Regions from separate parts of the Homo sapiens genome. Here regions 2, 3 and 4 are each linked to region 1. Evidence: chromatin loops called from intact Hi-C (ENCODE). Cell type or tissue: sigmoid colon. All regions are shown on one strand. Region 1 holds the start of PDZRN4 (PDZ domain containing ring finger 4). Region 2 has its middle 79 kb from the start of PDZRN4. Region 3 overlaps CNTN1 (contactin 1). Region 4 overlaps CNTN1 (contactin 1).

Evidence for each region. A loop is a pair of places that touch in the nucleus more often than their neighbours do. Peaks named below come from ENCODE experiments on the same cell type or tissue, not always from the same donor. Only the 100,000 strongest peaks of a DNase experiment are listed, where the experiment ranks them.
Region 2: it touches region 1 in a loop (3-fold over the local background); 2 of 110 quality-filtered maps call a loop at or near these places.
Region 3: it touches region 1 in a loop (4-fold over the local background); 2 of 110 quality-filtered maps call a loop at or near these places.
Region 4: it touches region 1 in a loop (3-fold over the local background); 2 of 110 quality-filtered maps call a loop at or near these places.

The regions. Positions count from the first base shown.
Region 1 is chr12:41,186,861-41,194,860 of GRCh38, forward strand. PDZRN4 (PDZ domain containing ring finger 4) reads left to right here and starts at 1,460. Exons shown (of 10, transcript NM_001164595.2): 1 at 1,460-2,243; 2 at 4,598-4,684; 3 at 7,221-7,328. The coding sequence starts at 1,596. LOC124903069 (a long non-coding RNA gene) reads right to left here and starts at 1,372. Exons shown (of 2, transcript XR_007063563.1): 1 at 941-1,372; 2 at 1-470. In sigmoid colon, a CTCF peak has its summit at 3,731 (motif pointing right); DNase peaks (open chromatin) are centred at 1,311, 1,801, 3,171, 3,741 and 3 weaker places; H3K4me3 peaks cover 5,645 bases.
Region 2 is chr12:41,105,113-41,113,112 of GRCh38, forward strand. No RefSeq gene overlaps it. Among named protein-coding and RNA genes, the nearest start is that of PDZRN4, 79 kb to the right of the region's middle. In sigmoid colon, no CTCF peak of the experiment used is centred here; a DNase peak (open chromatin) is centred at 3,169.
Region 3 is chr12:40,943,097-40,951,096 of GRCh38, forward strand. It overlaps CNTN1 (contactin 1), which reads left to right. Exons shown (of 24, transcript NM_001843.4): 13 at 501-628; 14 at 899-1,074. Among named protein-coding and RNA genes, the nearest start is that of PDZRN4, 240 kb to the right of the region's middle. In sigmoid colon, a CTCF peak has its summit at 3,726; no DNase peak of the experiment used is centred here.
Region 4 is chr12:40,982,960-40,990,959 of GRCh38, forward strand. All of the region lies in intron 16 of CNTN1 (contactin 1), which reads left to right. Among named protein-coding and RNA genes, the nearest start is that of PDZRN4, 200 kb to the right of the region's middle. In sigmoid colon, no CTCF peak of the experiment used is centred here; no DNase peak of the experiment used is centred here.

The DNA.
Region 1 (8,000 bases):
GAAAGACAGGTCGAAAGAGGGGGGAAATTTGGAACATAGGGGCAAATGTTACTTTATCACATATGAATCTATATATATTAAATGAGAAATATAGCATCTTATTTTGAAAAAGAGTTTAAAAGCATATCAAACATCTAGCACACCAATCATCACTGGTTATTGAACAACTAACAAAATCTCATCTTTCAAACAGCAAGAAGGCTCAGAAGGTTATTAGCCTCTATTATTAGTCTTTGCTAATTCTTCAGTTAGCTCCAAGGATTTAAAAGACAAAGTCTGGAGCTGTTCTCATCAATTCCAACTGATGCCATTTGGTGTCATAGAGAATTACAAGCTTTCCAGGAACAAGGCTCAACTGGCAGCAAGGAATCATCAATGATTAATTTATAAAACCCACCCAAGCATCTGGTGGCAGCTTCAGGATAATGGCAGTAAGTGATATGCAGCCAGGTGACAGGATCTCTGCATTCCTAAGGTTCAGAAGATGGTAAAGGAAGTGGAGTAAGAAGGGTTTGGAATGACGCCCTACTGCGTGTTTTCAGGACGGCTTGTCATGCTACACAATTTGAGGAGTCAAACTAGGAGGGGAGGCAATTTGGATCCAAAGGGTTCATTCAGGGTAAGTAGAAGGAAGCAGCCACTAAGATTTTATTTATATGTTATTTCACTGCTTTCTTTCATCATCCTTCCCTTTAATTTTCCCTTCCAGGTTCCCAAATGATCACATTCCCGTCCCCAGTAGTAAAACGCCCGTGGAAGTAGAAGATGGATGCTGTGGCAACTGAACCTGGAGTCAGACTCAGAATCCCAGCTTCCTCACTCGGGAGGAGGCCTTGCATGGCTGTTCATGGGCTCCCTAAGAAGGCAGTGTCCTGAGGCGGGCCCTTGACTTTTTCCCCATCTTTGCTGCTAGGTCAAGGATCGCGCCATTCTAACTCACCTGATTTCTGGATCACGGTTTGAGAAGCCTGGCCCTGTGGATTTCCTAGTGTTATTTTCCTTATAGTGATTTCCTAAGGTCACAGTTTCCTAACTTCTGATTTTGTAGTTTTGATGTGAAAGAACAAAAGTGCTTCGATTTCAAACATATTGGAGATAGACTCGACGCCGGGCGGGCCATGGGCATTCAGCGGAAAACCAGACAGACAAAAAGATTCTGCTCTCCCGAAGCTTACATTGTGGTGAATTTAAAAGTTGTTTCTCAACATTAGCGCTTTACCCATCAGCAGCCCTGCCCAGGGCGAGGCGCCTCGATGCTTGAAGTTCACTGTTCAGGCGAAGGAGAACACAGTGTTCCCAAGGACCATTGTAAGCTGGGCGGCCAAAATTTGAAAGAACATAAATCGCAGGGCAACGAAGGAGGCGGGGGTCTCTGGAGGTTACTTCTATTAGCGTCAATACGGGCGAAATCAGGGGACCTAGCAGGAGCCTGAAAACTTCAAGCCAAACAAACAGTGAGATCACACCTCCCACCCGCCACCTCCCTCCACTGCCGCCGCCGCGAGACGGCTGCCCCGGGGGTGGCCCGGGGAAGGCAGGGGGGCTCGGAGAAGACGGACTCTGCTTTCGCTCCCCCTTTCTTCCCCATCCCTAACATGGGCTTTGCCCTGGAGCGCTTCGCAGAAGCCGTGGACCCGGCTCTGGAGTGCAAACTGTGCGGCCAGGTGCTTGAAGAGCCCCTGTGCACGCCGTGCGGGCACGTCTTCTGCGCCAGCTGCCTGTTGCCCTGGGCGGTGCGGAGGCGCCGGTGCCCGCTGCAGTGCCAGCCCTTGGCGCCCGGCGAGCTGTACCGGGTGCTGCCGCTGCGCAGCCTCATCCAGAAGCTGCGAGTCCAGTGCGACTACCGCGCCCGCGGCTGCGGCCACTCGGTCAGGCTGCACGAGCTGGAGGCGCACGTCGAGCACTGCGACTTCGGCCCTGCCCGCCGGCTCCGCAGCCGCGGGGGCTGCGCTTCGGGGCTGGGCGGTGGTGAGGTGCCCGCGCGGGGGGGCTGCGGTCCGACACCCAGGGCTGGCCGGGGCGGGGGCGCGCGCGGGGGGCCGCCGGGCGGCCGCTGGGGCCGCGGGCGGGGACCCGGGCCTCGGGTCCTCGCCTGGAGGCGGCGCGAGAAGGCGCTGCTGGCGCAGCTCTGGGCGCTGCAGGGCGAGGTGCAGCTCACGGCGCGCAGGTACCAGGAGAAGTTCACCCAATACATGGCTCACGTCCGCAACTTCGTCGGCGACCTCGGTGGCGGCCACCGCAGGGTAAGCAAAGGGGGGTGGGCACCGCGGGCATGGTCGATTGGGGTGGGAAAAGGAGCGGTTCTTTCTGACGCTTCAGGATTCCTTTGGAATTGGGCATCCTTCCTCACTATGCAGCAGGAAACATCCACACCCTGATCATACTTTCCTGTCATTATCTTACGAATGGATTGGCGTCGAAGTTAAGGATTGTCCCTTTTCTGATTATATTACGATTGGAAAGAGTTAAACAGATTCGATTCTAACTTTCCCCCGGGAAAGTAGGAATTGTGAAAACTCATTTTCCATCCAGACTCTCGTTTTCCATCTTTCACCCTCCTGCCCACCGTCTCTGCCTATTTTTTGAGCACTTGTCCCGTGCCTGAAGCAAATCCGAGAAGGAAAGACAGAAAGCGAAGACTTTCCCGGCCCAGCCTTTCCTCTCCCGCGGCCACCAGCATCCCCGCGGCCCTGGCAGCCGCGCACGCACACCTGGGACTGGTGTCAGCGTTGATGACACTTGCGCTGCCACTGCCTGAATCAACTGCCTTCTATTAAGTTGGGGACTGTGAGGCACGTTGGGGCCAGGACAGCCTCAGGAGTTGAGAGATGGGGTTTCTTAGACTTGCAGAGTTCATTTCATCACTCTGACTTTCCCTAAATAAGCCTTCCTTGCCTCGGGATCTCATTATTGGTGGAGAGAGAGAGAGAGATTGAGATTGTGTGTGTGCGACCTGGGAAGTCCAGTCCGAGAACCTCCATCTGTGGTCAGACCGGCCCTGCGAGCCCCCAGGCAGCGGTTGTTTCCCTTCTTTGTCTAAGCTGCTGGCCCCGAACTGCGCTCCTGGTCCTCCCGCCGGCTTTCATACCGAATAAACAAGCCTCTTTGCAGCATCCCGTGTGAAGAGGCTTGTTTATAAAGCTGTTACTTCTCTCCTGGAGGACTTCTGCACAGTGTCTGACATTGTTGGTCGCTGCCATGGTGAGCAGGGATTTAGCAGAATTTGCGCACCATTCAAGGAGCTGTTTTCATTCTTCAGCACTCCCGGGGAGGAGCAACCCAGAAAGATTCCCATTTGGGACTGGCTGCTCCACACTGCCTCTAACTCAGGCACTGAGTTTAGAAGCGCCCGTCTTGAACGTAAAAGAGAAAATTGAAGTGAGAGGGACTAAAATGTTTCTACCTTGATGAATGGAAGCACGTTGTGTATTAAACGACCGGTTTCAAGGAGTATTTCTCTAGTTCATATATGCATATACATATACGCATATATACAGGTAAATTTACAAAACGGGAGGACCCGGGGAAAAGCACAGATAGAAGCTTTGTATTACCAGTCCAGGTTTCAAGGTCGTAGGAAACCAATGGTTGAAGGAAAGGAGGAACAGCTAGAATAATATTACAGAAAAGTCCATGCAACAAGTCAAGCTATGATTCTGAGAAGTGAGAAAAACTGCCCATGATTTGCAGACTAGCCAAAACCTTCTATGTGTTCCTCAGAAGTGTTTTTCTACTACCAGTAGGGGCTGCTCTGCGCATTGCCTGGGAAAAGCTCCTGGGAAAATATCTTGATGCTGATAGCAGTGATGATGATGCATATGTTCTGAATGTTATCATTCAGAAATAGTTTCCAAGTAAAGGTTAATAACATCTACAACCATGAATAAACCCACCTAGTCCAGCACTAATTCATCCTATGTGTAAGTTAGTCTTTACTAATAAACATTGTAGCTATAATTCATATTTGTTTTACTATTATTTGGCCAGCAGGAAAAAATACATACTACTTTACCTAGCACAAACCCTTATTTTTTTATTCTGCAGGAATTATGCAAAACCAAATAGGAATATTATTTAAAATTAGGACTACAGTAGCCTAACAGATCCTGCATTACAACAGCAACATGAATGTTATGACTATAATTTATAAATAGTTCCAGTGTTTCTTAAATTCCTTAAGACTTTACAAAATAAAAATTTTACACTATTGATAATTTATATTTTACTTTTCTGTAATGGAGGGAAAAATAAAGATACCTCCAAGGTTTAACCAGAAATCTGTTTTCAATTGCAGTGAAATCAGATTTAGATACTGCATTAGGATAAAAGAGCTTCCTGTCTCAAAATGCAAAGCCATTTAGTAATTTTTGAAAATAGGGCTTTTTCCCCTCACATGCACAGTTGTTCTTTTTCAAATACATACTTGCAAAGTAAGTATAGGAAAATGTCAACCTTCTGCCACATTCAACCATCCTTAATTTTAAAGTTTTCCTCTTTTCACATGTCAGTTAACTTACAGTACATAAAAACTTATTGTAGGATTTATTTTTCTTTTATATTTTTACCTGGTTAAGTCATTTTATACATTTTTTTCTAGGATGGAGAGCATAAGCCATTCACTATTGTGTTAGAAAGAGAAAATGACACTTTGGGATTCAATATTATAGGAGGTCGACCAAATCAGGTAAAACACCTTGTTAATGCATTACTCGTTACTTATAAAATAAGCATTAATAAGCATTACTCATTGCTTATAAAATAATAGAGGACTTAGCTTTTGTTTGTGGATTTTGAGTAAGAAAAACAAGTGGTTTAATCTTTAAAATTATACTTGTGATCAAATATCAGATTTCTTAATGCAAATATTCCAGTACATACCCAGATTTTATTTATTTATTTATTTATTTATTTATTTATTTATTTATTTTGTTTGTTTGTTTGAGACAGAGTCTTGCTCTGTTGCCCAGGCTAGAGTGCAGTGGCACGATCTCAGCTCACTGCAACCTCTTCCTCCTGGGTTCAAGCAATTCTCCTGCCTCAGCCTCCCAAATAGCTGGGATTACAGGCTCCTGCCACCACACCCGGCTAATTTTTTGTATTTTTAGTAGAGACAGGGTTTCACATGTTGGCCAGGCTCGTTTTGAACTCCTCACCCCAAGTGATCCACCTCACGGTCTCCCAAAGTGCTAGGATTACAGGTGTGAGCCACCATGCCTGGCTCTGATTTTATTATTTTTTAATTTTTAAAAATTATTTTCTTTTTGAGTTGGAGTATCACTCTGCAGCCCAGGCTGGAGTGCAGTAGCGTGATCTCAGCTCAATGCAACCACTGCCTCTGGTTCAATTGATTCTCCTGCCTCAACCACCCAAGTAGCTGGGATTATAGGCGTGTGCCACCACGCCCAGCTAATTTTTGTATTTGTAGCAGAGAAAATACAAAATGTTGGCAAAGCTGGTCTCGAACTCCTAATCTCAAGTGATCCACCTCCCTCACCTCCCAAAGTGCTGGGATTACAGGCTTGAGCCACTGCACCTGGCCTTTATTTTTGAGAAAAACAAAAAACAACAGCTAGCAAACTTGGTTCTCTTTGCTACTTTAAAAGAAGAAAAGGAAAGTACATTTCACATTTTATCTAAATTTTATTGTCCTTTTGGCAAATTTCTTGAATAAACCTATTTCACAATACCATGTGTAGGCAATTTCTATTTGATAATATTAGGCAATTGTATTGCCTGCTTAAACCTATTTATTAAGTGCAATTACTCAGTTTGAAGATGCTAATACAGACTAGGAAGAAAATTATATTGAATGAATGAATGAACAGTTGAAACAAGGGATGATTGATTTCAATAGGAAGTACCATGTTAAAGAAAAACAGTTGATTAGAAATATTTTTGGCTCCCCAAACCGAGTTCTTTGTTTGATTGCATGAATAATATTCTTCATGTTGATGTCAATTGTTTTCAAAATGCATATTTTAAACTTATAGAATATACTGTAGTTGCAAAGTTCTTTTATATCTTTGAATTCCTGTGTCAACTTAATTTTCACCGTAACTGGAAAAAGGTGGTTAAGTTTTAAAAAATGATGTTCTTTAATTTTTCTCAATAAACTGCCATGAAATTTTTGCATCCTGCATTGCAGATGTTGTACAAGGAAACTGTCTTAGTGTTGTTGGCCATATGCTCTGTTTAGGTAAGGATGGCAGTGACATATTTCTTCCTTGTTTTTAGTATTTTGAAAACTTAGCAACTAATGACTGCTGTGCTTCTCTTTTTAAAACAGTCCTCATTTATTAAGATGAAAGCCTTTTCATCATAGCATTTTCGTTATCATTTTCCCTAAGGAATATTTTTATAGATTCTATTTTGGTATTTGACATTTAGATGACATCGGGCCTTTTTAAAAAGTCTCTTAAAATTCATGATAAGGACAGCTAAAGAGAAATAATTTTATTTAACCTGTCATGAAGTCAAATGACATTTAAAATTATATAATGTATTATTATAGGATGTTGGATATTTTCCCCTAAATAAGCTTTGACTTCTTGTGACTGGCTAAAATGTCCTATTTTTACCATATTGGCTATGTTTGAGGTTTAACTAATCATGAGTCAGACTGCACCTGGAAATATGTAACGATGAGTTTGCATGGGTTCCCTTTTGCATAGGTTCCCTTGCAGTTTAGATGTGATCTTTTGGGATTTTACACTTGAGTAAGCTACCAGTGTCTCTTGTGAATAGACACAACTAGAGCTATGTTTCTAAATCTGGCACATCAAAAAGCTAAATTACATTTCTAAACTCTACCACATCTCAAACCAGTTATACAGTGGGAACCAGATATATGTTTTTTTCCTTCTTTAACCTTATCACCCTTTTACTTGCTGTCTCTCTTTAGAAGTGAGATGTTTTATAAATAATACTTAAAAGCCAGTTTATTTCACCTTGTACATGCCCTTTCCCATAGCTTTTTTATGTGAACTCAAAAATGTGAAGTAAATAGATAATCTTGTCAGAGACCCTGGACTCATTCATTAAAACTGCCACCTTGATTAATGACTAGTTGGTGTTAAGTAAGTTAAAATTCTGTTCCAAATCCCCAGCTAAGAGAGTTGCAGGTTTACAGAGGATTGGTAATGTTACATTTGGTAAATTGTCCCTAATAATATTTAAATTTTGCTTACATCTTTCTTCTGCTAATGATTTTTTAAAAATAGAATAATCAGGAAGGAACATCGACTGAAGGAATTTACGTTTCAAAAATTTTAGAAAATGGACCTGCTGACAGAGCAGATGGCCTGGAGATTCATGACAAAATCATGGAGGTAAGACAATGATAAAACATGTATATGATCCATGCAAGAAAGATTGGGATATTTTAAGTTTTCAAATTTACCACTTTACCTTGGTGTGGTGCTTATTAGAATATACATTCTTAGTAGCAGTAAAGGCATTATCATTTTTACTTTCTTACAAAAAATGTAAAAGTCACTGGGAGAGGTGGCTCATGCCTATAATCCCAGCACTTTTGGTGGCTGAGGCAGGAGCATCACGTGAGCTTAGGAGTTCGAGACCTGACTGGGCAACATTGTGAGACTTCATCTCTACCAAAAAACAAAACAAAAAAATTAGCTGGGCATGGTGGCACATACCTATGGTCCCAGCTACTCAGGAGGCTGAGGTGGGTGGATCACTCGATGTTAAACCCAGGAGGTCAAGGCTGTGGTGAGCTGTGTGTAGGCCACTGCTCTCTAGCCTAGGCAACAGAGCAAGACGCTGCCTCCAAAAAGAAGTAAAACTCTATTATGATTCTATATAATTCGTTAGATATTGTGATGAAAGAATAAAATGCCTGAAGTTTTCAAATGTGTTAATGAATACCTCTGTTTTAATAACCTGTGTTTCCCATGAACTATGATGTCACTTGCTTGATTATTAAAGGATTAATTATTATAACATTTCAAAAAAGGATGATAAATCTCTGTTGAGGAACATTT
Region 2 (8,000 bases), 82 kb before region 1:
TCCTATTCGAATAGCCATGATCACTCATCATTTGTTAATCATAAGAAAGAGGAAACAGTGAAACTATATCAAAGCAACTCAGCTCTTCTGGGTCGCAATGAATATGGACACTGAATTAAATCATCCCAAAATGGTGTCAAGAATTCTGGTAATGAATAATCCAGTCCCATCAATTAATGTGTTAAATCACTTTCCCAAACAGAATTATATATTAATCACTTCAGACAGTGGTGTTTACTTATAAGGTTAACACCACTTACCTAGTAATACACATATAGATATGTGTATTTATGAGTCTGGCTTGGAAATCAGTTTCCCAGAGGTACTCTCAGTCATTCAACTGTTATTTTGCAATTTTTGTTAATATAGAATAAATAGAAAATGCTTTTATTACTTGTACTTTATTACCCATACCTATTGTAACAAATGCATATTTATTGATTATAAAAATTTGCATGTTTAAAAAAATCCAAGCCATACAACATAAAAAATAAAGTTAAAAAATTCTATCAACTAGAAATAATTGTTAAATTTGTTACCTTAATTCCAGACATCTCCATTCATAAAGAAACATAGAGGTATAGATAACTAGATTGAGATCAAACTAATATTATTAAAATAGAATTGTACTTGCTATTTTCATTTTCAAAATTATGACATGCTATTTTATTTTAATTTAAAATTTAAAAGTGAACAATGCTGCATTAAAATGAAATGAATTGTTGTTAAATTTTTAGTAATTGTTTCTTCATCAAAAAAATACCATGACCTAAAACATTCATCTAAATTAAATTTTAAATGATCACCACAAAATTTAAGTTGTTAAGTCATTTTTTTCTTTTTAGCTAAATATCTCAGTTGCAGGCAGTAGATGAATAGCTCCTATGAAGACGAGGAAATGAATGTTCAAACACTGCCTCCTACCACCCCTCTTCTTTCACCTAAAATTAGTGATCCTGTTTTTGTTTTTTGTTTGTTTTTATTTCATTTTATTTTATTTTAGTTTAGTTTAGTTTACTTTGTTCTGTTTTAAATTATATTCTGAAGGTATATCACTTACACTCTATTCTGTAATATTTGGATTCTTAATGATAATTCAAGCACAATATGACCAGCTTTCAGCTCTCCAGTAGATTAAAACTTGCTCTTCCTAATGTCTTGGCCATTTGGGTCATAAGCAGCTTCAGGCTTCCACTTGCTCAGTCCATAAAACTTGAAGTCATTCAACATTCTTGAGTCCTCTCCATCTCCCTCACTCCAATTCCAGACCATATTCTGCTGGCTCTACCTCCTAAATGTCTCCAGAACCTGCCCACCTTCCAGCACCTTCACTGCCATAACTTGGTCCAGGTCACCATCCCTCGCCCTCAGATCCTTGCACAGTCTGCCACCTGGCCTTCCTGCTCTGCTCTGGCCCTGGCCCCTCAGTCACATCTCAACACAGCAGACAGAATGATGCTCTTACAAAGACAATACAGTGATTTTAACCCTTTGAGCAAAACACTTCAAAGCCCTAACGTTGGCCTAGAAAGCCCAATGCAATTTTGCCCTGTTACTCATTTCATCCCATCTCCTACTATTTCACTCCAGGCACACCGGCCTTCCCAACTATACCAGGTATGTTCCCGCCTTATGCTTTTCGTACTTGATGTTTCTTCTTTCTGGAACCACTTTGCTTCAGACTCTGTCACCATGAAAGATTTACTCAGATGCCAACTTCTCAGGGTGGCCTTTCCTGACCACCCCATTGATTGATTGATTTAAATATTTTATTGACACAAGTATGTGTATATATTTATGGGTTACATGTGATGTGATATTTTGTTACAAGCATAGGCTGTATAACCATTAAGTGAGGATGTTTGGGATGTCCATCTCAAGGATCTATTATTTTACATGTTGGGAACATCTCAAGTCCTCTCTTCTTGTTATTGTGAAATATACAATGCATTGTTGTTAACTATAGCCACCCTCTCTGCTATCGAACATTAGAACTCATTCCTTCTATCTAACTGTGTGTTTTTACCCATTTACCAACCTCTCTTCATCACCATCTCCCCAACACCCAAACACCCTTCCCAGCCATCATCCTACTGGTAACCATCATCCTACTCTCTAACTTCATGAGATCAACTTTTTAAGCTCCCACATATGAATGTAAACATGCAATATTTGTCTTTCTGTGCTTGACTTATTTCATTTAACATAATGCCCTCCAGTTCCATTTATGTTGCTGCAAATAGTAGGATTTAATTCTTTTTTATGGCCAAATATTATTCCATTGTGTATATATACATTCCATATTTTTTTCTATTCATCTGTTGACAGACACCACTCGGTTGATTCCATATCTTGTTATTATGAATAATGCTGCAATGAACATGGTAGTCTATGTACCTCTTTGATATACTGACTTCCTTTCCTTTGGATAAATTCCCAGCAGTAGGATTGCTAGACTGTATGTTAGTTCTGTTTGCAGTTTTTTGAGAAATTGCCATACTGTTCTGACCTCCCAACTTAAATCACAGTCCTCTCTTCAAACTTTCCATCCATTTCTCTCTCTAGCTTGTTTTTCTCCATAGAACTTATCACCATCTGACATATTGTGCATTTTGCTTACTTTGTTTATTGTTTGCCATCCCCTTATTAGAATGTTTCCACAAGGGCAGGAAAATTTCCCTGTTCTGTTCACTGTTTTAGGTTCAGTGCCTGGGACAATAGTGTCATATAGGAACTTGATATTTGTTTACAGAAAAAAATTGAGTGAATAATTGCTGCAGGATTTTTTAATGGTTTTTGTTCTTGATTATTCATATCTCCTATTTTTATATAAATTCAGCCCCTCACCGTATTGCCATTGTTTATATATTTCTGAATTGTCTGGAGATTTTAAAATTTTCTGTTGCGATGTAGCAAATTACTGCAAACTTAATGATGTAACACAATACTCATCTAATAACTCACAGTTCTATAGGTCAGAAGACGGGCACAGCCTCCCTGTTTCCTCTGCCAAGGGAATCACAGGCTGAAATCAAGGTGTCAGTCAGGGTGGGTTCTCATCTGGAGGCTCTGGGGAAAAGTCAGCTTCCAAGCAATTCTAATTGTTGGCAGAATTCTCATCCTTGCTTACTGAATGTCAGCTGGGGCCGTTCACAGCAACTAGAAGCTACTTGGCTGCCTTGCCTTCTGTCTTCAAGCCAGAAATGTTGAACCACTTTCTTCTCGTGCTATAAATCTCTGGCTTTTTTCTTCAGCAACGAGTGGGAGAAAGCACTCTTTTTAAAGGTTTATGTGATTAGGTCACACCCACTTGGAAAATCTTCATATTGTAGGAACAACTGACCTGGCACCTTAATTATATGTGTAAAATCTGTGTACCTAGATTGGTGTTGAATTGAATAACTGGGAGAAGGTGTGTGTATTGCAGGGGCTGGGAACCTTAGAGGGGCATTTTAGAATTCTACCTACCTCAGATTTCAGTATAAGATTTTTTTCTTCTTCTCCCAAGAAAGGTTTGTAAGATCTGTATTCCTGAATTGCTGCAAACTTGAGAAACTTGTCTCCTAATGGGGCAAACAATTATTTACTTTTTTACCAACCAAAATGCTATAGACCTTGCTCCTCATATTTCCTGCTATTAGCTGTCTCACTGATTTTTGCTACTAGTTTTCCACTCTTCTTCTGATTTTCTGGATTTAATCATTCGGTCATTTGGGTTGTGTTTTTCCAAGAAGTAATCATGGGCACAGTAATTCCTGAATTTTTTTAGTATTTCCAAAATGCTTGTTCAGTGAATAAAAAAAAAAACAAAACTGGCCATAATATTCATTCCTTCAAGACTTTGTGAACATGATCTGTTATCTTCTGATACTGATTATTGTTGTAAGAATGTTCAAGTCCAGCCTGATCTCTTTGTTGGTAACTTTCTTTTTCCACATTCATGCCGAAAGTTTAATAACAGCCAGAACACATCTTGATATTTGCATCTTTCACATAAACTTTTAAAATACAGATTTAGCTCTTACATCAAATAAATTATTTTCTATTATATCTTCAAATCACTTTATTTGGGGGCTTTCTACTTCAAAAACACCAATTATCATCCACAAGCATATTTGTCTTCTTTTCTTTTAAAGGACTTCCAGCTTTCTCTTAGGTTGTTAATTAGAACTTTTTCTTTCTTTGTTCTCTTCCTTTCTGCAAATTCAGAACAGAGTCCTATAGAATATTGAGGCCTGGTGACATTTTTTTTTTCCCAGCTAGAACACAGCAATGATAATTGCTCTGTCTTTCACAGCTCTGCCCTTGTCTTTCAGAGCTTTCCTCCAAGCTCCCACTTTCCCCTGCATCCACTTCTCATTAAGTAAACATTTCCTGAATTTTTTCAGCTTTTGAGTATCACATTTGGCACATTTGGGAGGTAACAGCAGGGATAGGTTTGGGAACAGTACTAAGACCTGAAAGAACATCTTGTTTATTTCCTTTCTGTTACTTTTTAAGACAAAGTACTAAATTATACCTTTCCATTGTTGGGTCTCTCTTGGTGAGATTGTTTTTCCTAATTTTGAAGTTTTTGCTTGTTTACTGATTTGCATGTTTGCTGTTTGTTTAGTATATTTTTACCTTTGTTATTATGATGTCGAAGGCAAAGAAAATGATCAATAAAATATAATTGTACAACTCAATAAATTATTACAATATGAATATTTCTAGGATGGATAATTTTCAGTAACCAGAAATTCTCCTCCTCCTTATTATTTCCTTTAAAGGTAACCAGTATCCTGATTCCTAACACAATAGTTCATTCTTGCCTGTCTTAAATGTTATATGAGTGAAATAACAAGGTATGTATATTTTTTCTGGTTTCTTTCAGGCTATGTTATATTTTTAAAATTCGTCCGTCTGGCTGCATATAACTTACTTGTTTTGTTTGCTCTTTAGTATACCATTGTTTGAGTCTACCATAATTTAGGTATTATTTATGGTCATTTGGATTATTTCCAGGGTATGCCTACTACAAATATTTGAGCCGTGGACATTATAGCATGGTCTTTGGTACATGTGTTTACATATTTTTGTTGGATATATTTAAAAGTGAATTGAGTCACATGATATGCATATGGTCAACTTAATAGAAAGTGCCAAATTTCTTTCCAATGTGGTTAAGCTAATTATACTAATTCACACTTCTACACTTTTATGAGGACTACTATCACTCAACATACTCACCAACACTTAGTATTGCCAATCTTTTTACTTTTAGCCATCTAATGGGTGTGTAATGAACCTGTACATAGGTTTGTTTCCTATTTTGCTGATTAAAAATGAAGTTGAACACTGTTCTGAATTGAGTGTATTAAATTTAGCATCCCTACTAAGATATTTTCTGTATGACAGAGGGTAAACCAGAGACTACAGTCCTAACAACCACCTGTCTTATTTTGCATTGAAGTCTAACATTTAGAGGCAATTCCTAGAAGGGAAGGGAAGGTCATATTCTTCAGAAGAGGTTGTAGCAAGACTCATAGGCAGACATTAGATTCATAGAAGCCTGTTGAGAACTATTATATGGAGAACACAAACTCTTGGGAACTATTGGCTTTACTGATGTAGACTGAGAGGGTGGGAGCTTCTCTGAGCTCTACTCTTCCAGCTCTCTAAATGTTTTTATAAGCTTCTAATTCCCTCTAATAAAGCCCTTCACACCTGGAATACATAGAGTAGCTTCTGTTTTCCTGTGCAGATCCCTGATGCTATATATATTCTGTCATATGTATTGGCCCTTGAGGTATTTTTGTGAGGTGCTTGTTCAAGTCTCTTGCCTTTTTCTCCTTGCTGGGTTGTCTTTTTCTTAATGATTGGCAGGTGTCTTAGTCAGCTTGGACTGCCATCACAAAATATCAGACTGGGTGGCTTAAGCAGCAGAAATTTATTTTCTCACAGTGCTGGAATTGAAAGTCCATGATCCAGGTGCCATCAGGGCTGGATTTTAGTGAGGCTCCTTCCTGGTTTCCAGACAGCTGCCGTCTCACTGTATCCTTAATAGCCTCTTCTCTGTGTGGGAGTGGCAGACTCTGTTTTGCTCTCTTCTTACAAGAACATCAGTCGTATCATATTAGGACCCCACTCTTATGACCTTAAAGGCTGTATCTGCAAACACAGAAACATTGGAAGTTAGGGCTTCAACATATGAATCTTCAGAGGACACAATTCAGTCTGCAATCGTAGGAGTCCTTTATATTATTCATAAGTTCAGTTATAGATGAAGAAAATAGTTATCTCACTTTGTAGCCTGTTTTTCAGCCTCTCAAATGGTGTAGTTTGATTAAAAGTACTTAATTTTGAAGTAGTTAATGAATTTATGATTGTGTTTATGTTTTATTTTAAAAGTTACTTCCTAACAATAGTCATGAAGATATTCTCCTCTGTTATCCTTATTTAGATGCTTTATTATTTTGCCTTCCATATTTATGTCTAGTGTCTACCTAGAAATAATTTTTTGGTAAGACATCTTTCCCATATAGTTATCCAAACAACCTAGTACTCTCTATTGACTAGAGTATTCTTTCTTGTATTTCTCTAAAGTACAAATGTTTGCATAAATCAAATATCTATATCTATGTGAGCCTTTTTCTGGGCATCTATTTCATTGCATTGGTTTACGTGTCTATAGTTGATGCAGCCCCACTCTCTCTTAATTATCTACCATATAGCAAGTCTTGATATCCATAAAGCAAGATTTCTTACACATAAGAATGTGTAATGCAAGATTGTCTTAGCTACTCTTGTTCTTCTGAATTTCCATATAAATTTTAGAGTCAGATTTTCAGTTTCCATTTTGAAGCCCTGCTAATCTATTTTTGTTATTTTCTGTTTTGTTCTATTTCCATTTGAGTTAGCTTCTTGGGGCTGGGGGATGGTGGGGGTATGAATCTATGGTCCCTGTTGCCAGAGTTATTGGTCTAATGCATAAATAAATATAATCTGAAATTAAAAATTAAATATATATAATTTTAACTTCTAAAATCACCTTCAAGGTAAGATGTAAAATACTTAGACAGTTAAATGAGATGCTACATTGGCTTGTCCTGGCCTTTATTTCCAACCACAACACTGGCTCTGTATCATCCTTCATCTGACATTTTTGAATACTTATTATATACCAAGAATAGAGCTACAAGTTGAACTTATTCTCTTCCATTAGATATTAGCCTGGGTGTCATGTTTTCCAGAAGTCTTTCCTGAGTTTCTTCAGTAGGGATAAGGACTCTCTTCTCTGAGCCAGAGGTAATTGTCCCTATCTATGTTAGCCTATAGCCTTAAAATTCTTTAGAAATTATTTCCATCTCCCTAAAAAGGGGATGGAGATACAATTTAGTCATCTTGAATAACAAAAACTTAGGGCAAAAGCCTGTGGTTTAGGGAATATATATCAGAGAGAGTGATAGAGAATATATGTATAAATATGGAAAGAGAGGAAGAGAGTTCCCATTTTGTTTTACTATCATAATAGTTTGCATTATTTTTCTATAAGGCATTGCTATGAACTTCTTTTGATTATCATAAAGGACACTGGGAGCACATATTTTAGAAGAGTATTGAAAACAAACAGGGGGTTCCGTAGGGAAATGGCTCTGCCATGGTACCCTGGCAATCTTGCATAACTCCACGCAGGGCAATGCTTGACCATAGTCTGACTTAAGGCTTGATGGCGAGTTCTGTGACTCTCTTTTTGGTGTAAGGGGAGGTACACCTTTTAAGGAGTTGCTGTAAGGCAGTTTCTCATTCCAATCATGTGGAAGACTCCCACAAGATGATTCTGGCTTCAGTTGAGTAAAGGACTTTTCTACCTCACCTCACCTCTTTGAATACAGTTGCAGACTTCTTGACTAAGTGTATAAACCTGCTTGGCTGTAGTATAGAGGCTGCTCCTCCATGACAGAGTGACACTTCACTGATGTCACTCATCATCTGACTCTTTGGGGTTAGTGTCATAATTT
Region 3 (8,000 bases), 240 kb before region 1:
ATGAAAGACTTAGTTTCTGTTCAAAGAAGAATTTCCTAAATATTAATTTGTTCCAGAAGTTGTTACTAAGGAGGTTTTAAAATATTTTTTAAAGTTTCTAAAAATAAAATACATTTATATTTCTCTGTAGCCATGGAAATGGCAATCTGTCCTCACCTCCTAGTCTGAATTGAAGTCCTGAGGTTACATTTCTGGGAGACCGGGGCTCATTTCTTTCAGGCCTATGACTGATTTCAGCCTGTCCCATAGTGGAAGGTCAGTTAGAAGACTACGGCAATAGTTCAAGAAAAAGATGAAAGTGGATTTCCAAAACAAAATGTCAATGATGAGAAAAAATATTATAACTAAAGGCTAGAATTTGTCATCTTACAAAAATGTCTGTGGTCGCATGATTTATATAGAATGTAATAATTGAAAAATATTAGTGTTTGTAATCTAAGACATAATAATGTATTTTACTAAATCAGGTTTGTGAATTATATATATTTTTATTTCACTAGAATACTCATTTGGGAAGATGGTAGCTTGGAAATCAACAACATTACAAGGAATGATGGAGGTATCTATACATGCTTTGCAGAAAATAACAGAGGGAAAGCTAATAGCACTGGAACCCTTGTTATCACAGGTAAGTTAATGTTTGAGGGTGCTTAATTTCTAATGTATTAAAAAACATGATTCAGCACTAAGCATCTAAACAGTCAATGTATTTGTAAGTTTCTTTTTCAAAAGAATTTCAGGCAAGTTTCTTGCTTGATGATATTGTTCTTGGAATTTGGAAGTGAAAACATCTTATTATTTTGCACAAATAAAAATATATTGGTTATTATTTTAATATACCAGATAATATTGTGTCTTATATCTTCTTGAATTGTGCTTTACATTTAAAAATATATAGATCCTACGCGAATTATATTGGCCCCAATTAATGCCGATATCACAGTTGGAGAAAACGCCACCATGCAGTGTGCTGCGTCCTTTGATCCTGCCTTGGATCTCACATTTGTTTGGTCCTTCAATGGCTATGTGATCGATTTTAACAAAGAGAATATTCACTACCAGAGGAATTTTATGGTATGTGTTTTAAGTTTCATCTTATTAACACCCCAGTGATTCCTATGTGTCTGCATTGAAAGTTCTATTACTATAATCACATTTTATATCATCTTTGTTTTTCATGAGACCAAAAAGCAGGCAAAAAAGCTTTCTGTGGTTCTCCTTATATTAACTGTTGTACTGCTAAATCTTTCTAAAATGGCTAGCCCTGAGGATTTTGGTATAAATATTAATCAATTAATATTAATTGGGCTTTAGGTATGATTTCCCCCTTAATTTTAATACAATTGATGTGTATTACATCAGTATATATGTGCCCTTGGTTCTAGTGCCTTCCTTTTTACTTTAAATGAAGAGCATAGAACTTAATCTTTGTTATAATGATGATCTTAAAGCATTTATGTTATGCTTTAAGAGTAAGAAAGAGACAAAATTATATATGTTGGAGAATTTGGAGAATTAGTTTATGTGATTTGAAGAGGGTTAAATGGCTATATTTTAAGAATTGAAAGGTGTTACATTCTACAAGTCCTATAGTTAAACATAGTGATATAGAGAGTCAAGGTGTAGAAAGAAATAAAATAGAGGGAAAAGACTGAGAAGTAATGCAGGCAAAACAACTTGTGTAAGAACATTGTTGGTGTCTTGGTAGGCTGTCTAGGTTACAGTGTATTTAAAAAGTAAATTAATCACTGGCCCTATCAGCCTCTTCTTTAGAAAAGCAAACATTTGTAAGACTAAGGACATATTTAGAACATAGGCATAATTAGGAAAACTTTTATTTTAGAAGTCAGTTATTAATATAAAAAAGAAGCACAAATGAACTCAGTAGGACATTTAGGATTGTTTAAGTCCCATAAAATCTGAAGATTGATATGTACACATTATTATATTATGCTTTCATATTGTCCAGCTATGTTTTTAGCTTTAGAAGAGTTGTAATTTAACTGATCTAGCTACAACTGTACACCTCTAGTAAACATACCAATACTCTTTCAGTTTCTGAACCAAAATTATACTTTAAAGAATAACAATTGAGAATTGGCAGAGAACTGTAAATTTTGTATTTTGACATTATATACCATGTAATATATTTTCCTTATAGATCTGAAACTATTTTGCACATGCCCAAAATTAGTCAAATTGGCACCAAAATCTCCAATACTTTATTTAAAGTGTATTTTATTTTGCAAGAAAAGTAAATACAACTTGGGTTTTATTCATTTTAAAGGAAAAAAGTAAGCTAAACAGGGATCTTACTTTCTCAAAAAGTAGGCTTCTGAATTTGAAAGAATTATCTTTGGTGTTATAAATTGAATAATTTCAAAAGTAAAGTCTAGAAGTTCCACAACCATAGTTTATAAAGTAGTAACTAATAGCTGCAATGAAGTCTATGTAAATAAATTTGCAGACAAAAATTGCCCTAAACTGAAACTTCATATTTAGAGCTTATTTATATTCTTTAAAATACTAATTACATTGTGCTGGTACATGTAAATAATGACTGCAAAAAGAAAATGGAAAAAAAAAGGAATTTAAAGAGAAAGAAAAATAGATCCCAGTCCCCTTTAAAAAAAAAAACAGGAAAACAAAGAAATAACTGGAATACTAATTAGGAAACAAATAATAAATTAGACCATAAAAATGTAAAAGACCTTGTGGCCACTTAGTGCACACTCTCCCTTTTCAGATGATAGCTGCAGAGATTCACATAGTTACCCCTCCAGCTAATCCAGAGCAGAGTCCTGACCGCAGGCTCACCACCTCAGGTTTCAGTTCATTCCATCAAATAATGATCTGACAGTGGGAGCAAACCTACTCAACTGACTAGATAAGCATCTTAATTGAATCAGAATATCAAATGCACATGTTTAGCATGTCATAGATGGACAGATGCATTCAATTATCTCGATTTTTAAAAAGCCTGGATAAGAATCATTTTAAAATAAATAATTAAACTGAATTCTATCTTTCAAACCAACACAAGACTAATGAAGCTATCCCTGGCACCTTCCTTCTCTTTTAAGGCAAACTACAAAGTTAAACTTCACTGGTCAATATGCCATGCAAAATTTAAGTAAAAACGCTATAAATATTTGATCCACCTTTTGGAAGATAGTCCTAACAGCTATTAATTGCTTCTAGGATTGTTAATAGATCATTCTCAGAATTAGTGGCTCCTCCTATGAAAATCTTAGTGAATATATATATGTCTCTTAAATAATGATTTGGTATTTTATGTAGTTCTCCCAATATTTCAACAATTGAATAGCATTTGTTCATTAAGAATATGTACTAAGCACATGCCATAAGCAGACACAGTTGTAGGCACTAGGTTAAATAAAACACTGAAATAGACATGGACACCAGCCCAAAATAAACCAATGATACCCCAAGAGTTTAAGATTCAGATGTAAATGTTTTTTGGTAGCTATTACAGTTAACAAAACCAACATAATTAACATGTTCTAACAATTTTCATTGCTAAAAACTAATACAGGAAGTTCTGACTAATAATAAAAAGGAATAGGGAAATCAAATTTTAAACTTTTTATTTCAAGAACCTAAGTTTTTATTTTCCAATTTAGTTTCAATAATAAATTGAATTCAATAATTAAGTATGCACTGATTTTAGCTTGCTATTCTTGATTTTAACCACTAAGGGGCAACCTTGTATAAGGATTCAAATTTCACAGCCCGGTGTAATTTGGGACTTCTTTTCCTTCATGAAATTAAACAAATGCATTTGCTCCTACTTATGAATAAATTGTGAGATTATAGGTGATTTTTAAATGTCTTCTTTATATTTTTTCTAATTAAAGTTATGTAATTATTAGGAAAAATGTAACTGTACATTTTTAAAGATGTATATTTCTTTTAAGAGTTTAATGGGAACACCAAAAAAGCAAAAATAACACTGTCTTTGTATTTAGTAATCCTACTTTATGTAAAACTTTGGGATTAATTTATTTTTTAATGTAACTTTCAATTTTAAGGCAGTAATTGCACACCTAGTACTGATTATAGAAAAACACTAAGGAGTTAAACATCTAAAAATTTCCTGAGTATTATATTAATATGTAATAATTGTCAGATGTTCCACTGGAACTTGAACTCATGCATGGGGGATGTTAAAAATACAAGCTCGAAGCAGAAATTTAATAAATCTGAGGCTTTGATACAATAAGATATTAAAGCAGTTTATCTGCCATTCTTTTATTTTGTTGATGTTATATGGCAAATGATCATAAATGTTTCAAGTCCAATTATAAAGTGGCTCCTGTTTTGGCTTTCTAATTCAATAGCTACTTAATGCCTTGGAGTAAATACAAAAGGCAGAGCCATTTTATTTATTCATTTAATGTATAACTTTTCTTGTTCCAGAAAAGACTTAAGACAATCTATCAAAAATATGAATTTTAAATATCTCATTTTATTCCTCTTTCAAGGTGGCACCTAACCTGTAGAATTTTTCAGTAGCCCTCAATTTTTGACATTCACTTTGGGTCATTTTCTTTCAACTGTTTAACAACATTCCCTGCTTAGAGCCATTAAGTTAGTTAATTACATGAGTTCCTTAAAATTTCCAGTTTTGGAGATTGTCACTATTTCATATATATATATATATATACACACACACACACACACACACACACACACACACACACACACACACATATGTATTACTCTTATTACAAATACATGTTAAATTTGTAATACTGTGGGACATTATTGCCTGTCTTATATGAATTCATAAATATCACTTGAATTGTTCAGAGATTGTGTCACAAACCAACCTGGGCTTTAGGCTTCATTTTCTCACCTCTTATGTGGTGACTCTGATCCAGGGATTAAAATTCTCTAAGCCTCAGAATTTCCCTCTGTAAAACGTGATTAATCATTCACTTACTTCATTCAGGTTACTTCACTGGGTTTGAAAAACTAGTTACTTCATGAAAGAGTGCATATAGAGACTTGGCACAGCATCTGAGAGTATTGGGGACACGAATAAAGTATATAAGTGGTTATTAATACTTTTTATAAGAGAGCAATCATCCCCCATTGGAAATTCCAGAAGCTTTTGCTAGCTAGTTTTTCTTTCTTTCTTTTTTTTTTTTTTTTTTTTTTTGAGCCACAGATCTCATTTTTCACAATTTAATACTTGCACTGCTTGCTGTGCTGGATACTTAGACTGAGACCAAAAAAAAAAAAAAATCTGGGTATTTCATTGCTGAAGGCAGTGAAGAGGTAATAATAGCCAACATTTATTGTGGGCTTACTGTTTAGACAGAATTGGGTTAAATGTTTTTCACATATTTCTCAGTTGATCTTCACAGAAATCCTCTGTGGAGTGCATATTATTGTGATTTTCTCAGTTTTCAAAGTGAGGAAAGTGAGTATTAGAAAAGTTGAGTAACTGGTCCCATGTAATCATACAAGTCGCTAGAGGCTAACAGAAGATTTGATACCAGGTGGCCTGACTGCCAACCCTGTAATCTCCACCACTTTGATTCATCTTTTGGTTAATGTTCATGTCTGTGTCTATTTAAATAATTCTCCCATAAGTATTTGATGCTCTACAAGGCAATACTGTTCAATTCACATTTTATTCTCTAATCTGGTTTAATGAACCTTGTATGCTCACTCAGATTGCCCAAATTACTTCATTCTCCCTACACTGTTGGCCACCTTTGCAATACACTGTAAGTCATGTCTACACAGTTTCAAGTGGTCTAACTATGAAGTTCCTGGCAATTCCTAATGATCCCCTGTAGACAGGTATGCTAGGTGTGTGTTTGCAGGTATGTGGGTGTGCATTTTTTCTGAGTGCATAAGCAATACCATTCAAGAGAGAAGAAGACAGATTTCTCACCCAAACGTTATTTTCCTTTTTTAAAGAAAAATTTTATTAAACATATCAAAAAAGGTCTTTAGATTTTACAAATATGTATTTAAAACTAGATCATGCTGTGATCTTGTACAGAAATTTTGTTTCTGCAAGACAAGAAAAAGGAGAGGAAAAATGATAAAACAGAAGTCAATTTGTTTTTTTTTTTGTTTTTTTACAATTTAATCTTTTATTTTTATTTACATTTTATGTAGAATGCTTATAACTAGAAAGAAAGGTTTCTTTTTTTATATACTTTAAGTTTTAGGGTACATGTGCACATTGTGCAGGTCACATATGTATACATGTGCCATGCTGGTGCGCTGCACCCACTAACTCGTCATCTAGCATTAGGTATATCTCCCGATGCTATCCCTACCCCCCCTCCCCCCACCCCACAACAGTCCCCAGAGTGTGATATTCCCCTTCCTGTGTCCATGTGATCTCATTGTTCAATATTTCATTGTCTCTATTCACTATTTTGGTTGTTGTTGCTGTTTTTGTGGGTTTTCTTCTTTTCTTTTCTTTCTTTTTTTTTTTTTTTTTTTTTTTTTTGAGACGTAGGTTAGCTCTTGTTGCCCAGGCTGGAGTGCAATGACGCAATCTCGGCTCACTGCAACCTCTCCCAGGTTCAAGTAATTCTCTGGCCTCAGCCTCCCAAGTAGCTGGGATTGCAGGTGCCTGCCACCACACCTGACCATTTTTTTGTATTTTTAGTAGAGATGGGGTTTCACCATCTTGGCCAGGCTGGTCTCGAACTCCTGACCTCAGGTGATCCACCCGCCTCGGCCTCCCAAAGCACTGGGGTTACAGGCATGAGCCACCGCACCCGGCCTCTATTCACTGTTGAACAAGAAGGTTAAGATTATCCAGAATTATGTGGGAGAAAACGAGGACGGTTGGGCAATAATCCTTGGTAAGAATCAGATTCGAGCCGAAAAAAATTAGAGCAGGATACCAGGCAGCCACAGGGAGATCGTGGAAGCCCTGAAGTATTGTAACTTTGGTCCCATGTGGAGACATTTTTGGTTATCACAACTGTAGAGGTGTTGAGAGGGTGTGTGTGTGTGTGTGTGTGTGTGTGTGTGTGTGTGTGTGTGTGTATTGCATCTATTTAGCTATTAAATATCCTATAATGCACAAGACAGATTCCAAAAACCTAGTATTATCTGGCCCAAATTATCGATAGAACCAAGCTTGAGAAACGTCCTCAAGAAAGATATTAAAAAAGAGACTTAGCAATACTGGGACTAGCCACTGCAAGGTTTTAAGCATGATGTATTGGAAACAAAGAGATGTTATATTGTTTTGAGCATCTGAGAGTATTGGGGACACGAATAAAAAGAAACTAGATTTTTCAAAATGCATATCCAAAATAGTTTAAGTAGTAGAGGATGGGTTTTATGTGCTTCTTGAATTTAAGACTCTTAAATTTTGATGAGCAGTGGAAAAGAGGGAGAAATACATAAAAAGTATACAGGCTCCTGGCACAGTCTTGTGACACACAAAACATACAAAAGCATTCGGCCAATGTCAAATTGCTCTATTTTTCTTATCAGTAGTTAGTTGGAAAAGAGTTAATTAGATAATTCTATCATACTTCATTCTGTATGAATATATAACTTTTCTGATCCCCTTTTTACTACCTTAATAAACCTTTACTGATACCTAACTGCTATATTTTATTTGCTATTTACCAGTGTTAAACGAAGGAAGGTATCTATGTTCCTGGGTGTGTTTTCAGTTGGGCTAGCTTCTTTTAAGATCATCACACTTCCCATGTATAGACCATGTTAGCTGATGTCACTCTCTAGCCTAACTTCTCATAGTCCTTACTAAGCATTTGTTGATAAGAATGCCAGGTGAATGGAATTAAGCATATATATATATAAGAATGCCAGGTGAATGGAATTAAGCATATATATATAATATAATATATAAAATGTCCATTCTGATCACTTTTTTCTACAAAGTGGTCCAAGAAGATTTTTAGAACTCTAAAGCTAAGGGGAACCAACTTGAAAACCATATAAATTAAATGATATATGAGTTGTAT
Region 4 (8,000 bases), 200 kb before region 1:
GAGGATAGCATTAGGAGATATACCTAATGTAAATGATGAGTTAATGGGTGCAGTAAACCAACATGGCACATGTATACATATGTAACAAACCTGCACATTGTGCACATGTACCCTAGAACTTAAAGTATAATAAAATAAATAAATAAGTAAATAGGGTACTTCTGATATTAGTAATAGCCACTGCTGCTTTCTGAAAGTTCCTATTTCCATTATATATCTTTTCCAATTCTTCTACTTTCATTGAATTTGGGTCTTTGAATCTAAAGTATGTTTTCTGTTGGCCACATATAGTTGGATTTTTCATCCAGTTTGATAGTCTCTGCCTTTTGATTGAATTAATCAATTAACATTTAATGTTATTATTGATACAGTTGGATTGTAGCTGCATTGTATTTTTGCTTTCTAAATATTTTACTATTTTTGTTCCTCTTTTCCTTGTTCACTGCTTTCTTTTGGAAGAAGTGAGCATTTTCTAGTGTAACATTTTAATTCCTTTGATGATATTCACCGTGTGTGTGTGTGTGTGTGTGTGTGAGTGTATGTGTGTATGTGTGTATATGTATAATCCTGCTCTGAAGGGAAGTTTATATTCACTATACATGTGTATATTCAAACACATACATACTTAATGAATACTCTAGGGCTTACCAGATACATTTGAATTTATCAGAATAGGTTTTATAATTTTATTAGCTTAAATTTTCAGTGAATATGAAAGTGTTTCTCCTACATAGTTCTATTTCATTCTTCCTCTTTTGTGCTATTACAGTACTATATATATATACTATATATTATATTACTATATATTAATAGCATATATAGTAATATAGTTATATATTACTATAATACTGTATATTAATATTTTGTTATATATGCTATTATAGCATATTTTATTATATGCTATTATAGCATATTTTATTTTATGCTATTATAGCATATTTTATTATATGCTATTATAGCATATTTTATTATATGCTATGTCATATATAGTAATATATATATTGCTATAATAGCATATAATATATGATATTAATATTTAGTAATATATTATTAAATATATTACTCACACACAGAGGATTAAATATATTACGCACAAAAGAGGAAGATGAAATAAAGCTATCTAGGGGAAACACTTTTATACTCAGTGAAATATATATAAATATATATATTACATCTCTATATGTCACAAACCCAATAATCTTATATTAATATTATCACTTTCTATAAATGTTTGCCTATTAAACCAATATGTTTATATTATCCTTTGTTAATTTGTCTGTTATATTATCCTTTATATTTACTACTTCTAATCCTCCTCACTTGTTCATGTTGATTTGAATTTCATCTGTCTAAGTCTATTTTGCATTGCTATAAAGAAATATCTGAGGCCGGGTGATTTTGAAAGAAAAGAGTTTTATTTGGCTCACAGTTCTGCAGGATATACAAGAATCATAGTGCCAGCATCTGCTCCTTGTGAGGGCTTCAGGAAGCTTTCATTCATGGTGAAAGCAAATTGGCTTGTCACATGGTGAGAGAGGGAGCAACAAAGAGAGAAGCAAGGTGCTAGGCTCTTCGTAACAATCAGTTCTTGCATGAGCTAATAAAGCAAGAACTCACTCATTATTGGAAGAAAGGCACAAAGTCATTCATTGGGAATCCACCCCCATGACCCAAACTCCTCTTATTAGGCCCCACCTCCAATATTGGGGATCAAATTTCAACATGAGATTTAGAGTGGACAAATATACCAACTATGTATCACCATCTGATATGATTTCTTTACAACTTTGCTCCTACCTGTCCCCTTTGTGCAGCTAGTATCAAATATATTACATTTAAATATATTATAGATCCAATAAGACAATTATATATATACATGCATATATAAATGCACAACATATGTGTGAATATATATACATACATATATAGTTTTCTACAATTACTTTTAAATAAGTTAAGAGAAGATAGAAGAAAAAATAAGTATTTATATCATCTTTTATAATTACAAAATTACCTTTACCAATGCTCATTATTTTGGGGGAGTTTATTCAAATTGCTGTTTGGGATCAACTACTTTCAACTTGAAGAACTTTAATTTTTTTTTGTAAGATAAGTCTTTTACTAACAGTTTCTCTCAGTTTTTGTTTATCTAGGAGTGCATTTTGCCTTTGGTTTTAAAATATATTTGCTTGGATATGATATTCTTGGTTGACAGTTTTTGTTTTTCTTTTCTTTTTCACTGCTTTGAATATGTCATCTTAGATGCCTTTTTTAGGCTGAGAAGATTGTTTTCTATTCTATTTGCTGAAAAGTGTCTCAAAATCCCTTTATATTTACCAGTATATTTATTATATCTGGGTTCCTCATTCCTTTCTGTAAAACTCTTTTTTTATCTGGTATAATTTGCATTACTAAGAAACTTATAGCATTTCAAATTGTTCAGGTTGTTGGACTCAAAGGTTTTTACATTTTTTCTATCAGAAAATGTCTTTAATTTCATCTTTAAGTATTATTTTTATTTCATACAAAATCCAAATTGCTCTTCATTTTACTTTGATCACTTTAAAAACATTGTTCTGTTGTCTTTTGTCTCCATTGTTTTGGGTGAGAAGTCAGTTATTGTTTTAATCATAATTCCCTGCACTTGATATGTCCCTTTTATGTGACTGCTTCAAGATTTCTTTTTGTATTTGCTTTTCAGCTTGATAAAATGCATTTATCCTAATGGAGCTTGGCTTCTTGTATTCTTAGGTTGATATTTTCTTCAACTTTGGAAAATTCTTAGCCATTCATTACCTCTTGAAATATTTCCTCTGCTCTACTCTCTCTTCTTGGTTTCTCTTGACACATATGTTAGATTGTTTGATGTTGTTCCACAGATAATGGACAGTGTGTGTGTGTCTGTGTGTGTGTGTGTGCACGCACGCATGTGTCTGTTTATCTGCGTGTCTGTGTTTCTGTATGGATAATGGCTAATTTCCTCTCTTGCTTACATAGATAATTTATTTTGTTGGATTCGGTCTGTGAATAATCCCATTAAAATACTTTTGACCTTCTGCTTTATTGTGTTCAGGAATTTTTATTTCTAGCATTTGGCTGCTTTTAATATTGTTCACATAATATTCCATGGGAATTTCCTATTTGTTTATACAAGTTGTGCATGTTTTCCACTTGACATTTTTACATACTTAACATAGTTATGCTAAAACCCTATGAGATGATTTAAACATCTAGACCATCTTAAAGTCTAGCTCTGTTGATTTATTTTTTCTTTCTTGACAGTGGGTCATATTTCTTTGTTTGCTCATGTGTCTGATAACTTTTTGCTCAATTCCAAACATTGTGTATAGAAGAACAGTGATTACTAAAGTAAATATTAATTGATGTCTGGGAAAGTGCATGTCATTACTTTAGGGACTGAGTCAATCAGATTTGTAGTTGAGATGATCTGAGCATTGTTAGATTCAGTTTAGCACAGGCTTCAAGTAATTCGAATGTATGATCAGACCTCCTACATATCTGAGTGTCTGGAGGTTTTCCTGTCCTGCTATCAGATTTCGGCAGACTCTTCTACGTTGGACCCCACAGAGGGCTCTTTCAGTTCCCCTGCTTCTGCCCAGATACCTGCTGCTGATAATCAGTCTAAAGCCCAGAGTGCTCGGGCTTTTTACTCAGTTCTCCTTCTCTTCCCTTAGACTTCAACAGGTCCAAAGCACCTGTCCCTCAAGGGGAAGCAGATCTCTCTCAGCACTCCTGCCACTATCTCATGTTTGTAGTATCGGTGCCGCAGAGGGAAGTCTTTTTTGGCTCTTTTGTTCTGCCCCAAAACTTTCTTGAGTACACATGATGAAGGCCTATGAAAAATAATTGTCAAATTACTATAGATTCTCCTTGTTCTTTGATCTCCCCACGTTTTTAAACAGCCATACCAGCCTATACTTTGTCTGTAAATATCTGTTAGAAGTTAAACTGTTTTCTTCTTGCTAACATCTGTGACTACAACCTTCTTTCATCACTGTTCTACCAATGATGAATTTTAGTCCATTGTGTCTTCACAAACTCAGCTCTCTAATGGGCTTTGAAAGATGGTGGTTTATAGATTATCTATGTGTTGTTTTTGTTAGTGTACTAGTGAAGTTCTCTTGTGACTGCATCCTAAGTGGAAGTGAAAAATATTTTCTGCAACAAATACAGAAATAAAAATCATATGGTTTTTATTTATAATGTGACCACTAGGAAACAAAGGTACAGGATTAAATTCAGCTTCATGAAGGTAAATACTTAAGATATGAAATAAATATGTTTCAAAGATATCAATTTTCAGTGTTCCAAAGATTAAATTTAGAATAATGAGATGAAGAAATAGACTATGTACTTTTAAGGCAATCTATTGTAAATTTTACTTCTCTTGGACTGTTTTTAGCAGATGGACAGCAGACAGCTTGATGCTGTTCCTGGAGTTGTACAAGATGCTCAGGTCGTTGTTAGAAAATTGTGTTTGATTCTATGCTGTTGTTTTCAGCGGACAAATGATAGAATATTGTTAGTGATGGTGTGTGTGTATGTAAGAAGATGTTGGCCAGAACATGAAGAGGCATAGTAACCATGCTATGAGAAATAGTTAAGAGAACCTGGAATAGATTATGCAACATGAAGAAAATATGTTTATATTTAAATTTCTGTGTTATGTAAGACTGAGTTGATTATTAAAATTTTTCTGCAGTTAACATCTTTGCACATAAATGTTTCTCTATACTTTAGATTATTTCCCTAAAATAGATATTTGTAAATTAAATTGTTGAGTGTAAACAGCCAAAACCCATGAGCTGTATTATATAATCGCTCTGCAATAAAGTAGAACCAGTTTTTATTCCCATCATCAGTATTTGAGTATCTCTTCTGCCATATCTTTACCTAGTATTAGTATTATCTTTTTAAAAATGAAAACTCTCTAGGTTTATTGTAGGACAGTATCCTTTTTTTTTTTTTGCCTTTCTGTTTCTTCAGTTTTTGTAGTTCTCATTTCAAACATGAATTTCTAGATTTTTATGAGGCTACATTCGTATTTCCCTTAGAGAAGGATCAAGGATTCACACCTTCTGAGATGCCAGAACACAGCTTGCTTTACTTTTGCTTCATGGAAATTTGCCTAACCTATGGCTCCTTCCAGAGTCCTGCCAGGCGATCCATGGGTTGGGTCTAGGACCTGTAACATAAGACTGAGTAGGTGCGTTAGAACCAGTGAGAAGCCTTTAAATTCTCATTTCCAGTCTCAAACAGACACCTGAATTTTTATTTAGAATCTCTGAGTGAGTAGGTTTGTTCTGCGTACTTACAAATATTTGGGTTTTAGATTGAAATGGGGGACATCAAAGATTCTGCTTGTGTTCGGATCTTAAAGAAATACCAGGACTCACTCAGGTAACTTGTAAAAGTCTACAATGGAGGGGCTTACATTGGCTGGAGTTATTCTTGACACAATCTGTTTTTTAGTCCTGAAGTCATTCTGGCTGTTTCCAAAGCTGCTCAAACAATTAATCAGTGTGCTCTAAAGGCAGGGTACCACGAGCATGATTTCCAGGCAACTAAAACACAATGAATTATTGGTCTTATGATACCCATGAGGCTTGATTCTCTTTTCCTCAAAGAATGGTGGAAACTTCTTTTTATTCTAAGCCTTAGGGCCTCAAGGCATTTGTAAATAGATCTTTGAATTATTGCTTACAGCTGGTTGCTAAACTGAGTACTTTGGCCTAAGTACTAAAGTAAGAACTAAGGTCTCCTGCTTTATATCTCTTTGCTTAAAATTTACACTAAAAGTAAAACAAATTTTTAAAGAACTACCCATTTAATACACAAAGTTTAGTTTTTTTTAAAAGAGAGATGCCTCTAACAGGCATTATACTGTTAAGATCTGATTTTTCACTGCTGAGATTAACTGTATTGCCTGACTCAGAACTGACCCGGTTAAAAATCAGGTCTAGAACAAGGTCTGCTCCTGATCCATCCCCAGTATTTGCCTCCATTATGCAAAGTACTTTACTCTCTTTCTGGCTCCAAGAATAACAAACAGGTTGCAAGGAACTTGGCTGAAGAAAAAGGACACAAAGTCTCTCCGTTCCTGTTTCTCTTCATTTGGCTTGAGGCATAAATCTGCTTCCAAAGCAAAGCTGACTTCTTTAGGGAGCAGGCCTCTGCTCCCAAACTGCATAGGTGATTTTGGAAGCAGTAAAAAAAGAAGAAAGAGAAGAAGAGAAAAGGATCCAATAGTTCCTACCAGGGCTTAAGGAATAGGAAAGAAGATTGCATTAGGTACAAGTCCATTTATGAAGACATTTAGGGCTCACAATAAAACATATAAAATGTGTTTTAAAAGTAAAACCATGTTTTTAAAAAGCATACAAAGCGGCAGTGGAAGAGATAAATGAGAATCAACTCACAATTGAAGGGAAAGGAAGAGGCCTTAAGAAGATAGAGTAGTACTATCTGCTTTAGACAGGACAGGACAATTTATGGGCTGAATACATGACAATATAGAGTCATGGAGTGATGGATATTATGTGGTGGGGCAAGGTAAAACAGTGCCCTCCTTCTCTTACCTGCCTGATTCAAGGATGGAGAAGACACTAAAGTGATTGATATAGACAAAGCTATGCTTCTTGCATTGAGACACTGTCCACTCTAAATAGACACAAACTTTAGAATTTGTATTACATATATATTTTAAGCAAAAATGTATTAAGTACTTCTATTTGTAAAACATCATGCTGGGCATACTAGGCCCTGAGGGGTTTCAAAACATGAATAAAAAGTAGAAGAAATGTATACATGGCCACAAATGATAGCTAGGAACAAGCAAGGGGGAGACAGAAGAAGTATATTGAGTGTGGGCCTCATGTGGACCTAGCCAGTCTTGGAGTTCCATTTGTAGTGATGATATGGGCTACTTAGCTCAAGATAAGAGCTGGGAAAATAGACAGAAAGTGTTTTAAATTATGTACTTCTGATGTGGTTGGGGTCAGAAGTGCCACCGAGATTTGCAGAAGTGAAAGCAGCTTAGAGAGAAGAGACACTTTTAATTCTTGGTACATCTTTTAAAAATGATAGACGTTAATCATGTTTTTGCTAAATTATTCCTACTACTTACATAGATGGTTTTATTGAGGGGATATTATAACTATCTACCAAAACATGTTTGTTTTAGATATTTGTATTCTCGTAGGTACTGATGTTAATATAAATTATCAAGAAGAAGAATAATTGGGTTTGTTCTAAAAAGAAGAGTTGTCAAGCTATTAGTAATCCTGGTGGGAATACTATTTTTAAATATTTACAGCAAATTCCTTCCTTAATAATTCAGAATGTCCATTCTGGAATTCCATCCCCTTAACTTGCACTTCGTTTTCCCCCTTTGAGAGAGTTTTATGCGTCTTTGGACCAAGGGGTTCTTCCTAGGGTCCACCTGCTTGAGGTCATGACTCTGAGTCTGGTTGCTTATTCTTCCTTTCTTCATCTCACTCGTTAAAATCAAAGCCTTGGCTCCTCAGCTGGAATCCAGATCTAGCATAAAATGACTCCTGTTGACTTTTCTTGCCTTACCTACCATCATTCCTTCACATATTTTTGGTGGTCAACTATGATCTTCTACTTTATGAAAATGTCTTCCATTTGTTTGGGATATTTTCATACTGGATCCTCACACTTTTTATATGCACTCAAAATCAGTCAATCAACTGCAGCTTCTCCACACATCCACCTGGTTCTTCTTTGTCTGTCCTAGCAGATACCTGCCCTTACCTGTTGACCTCCCAGCTTCCTGGAAAAGCCCCAGTGTAGCCTTGACTATCATAAGAACACAATATCCTCATTCTTTAAAATGCTTCCAACATTTCCATCCTTAAAACCCTTAAATTGTGCTGGAGTTTTGGGACTAGGAAGCAGGGGAGCAGGTCAGACTGCCTCAAGCCTCCTAAAACACTTTTGTACTGTACACCCCTCAA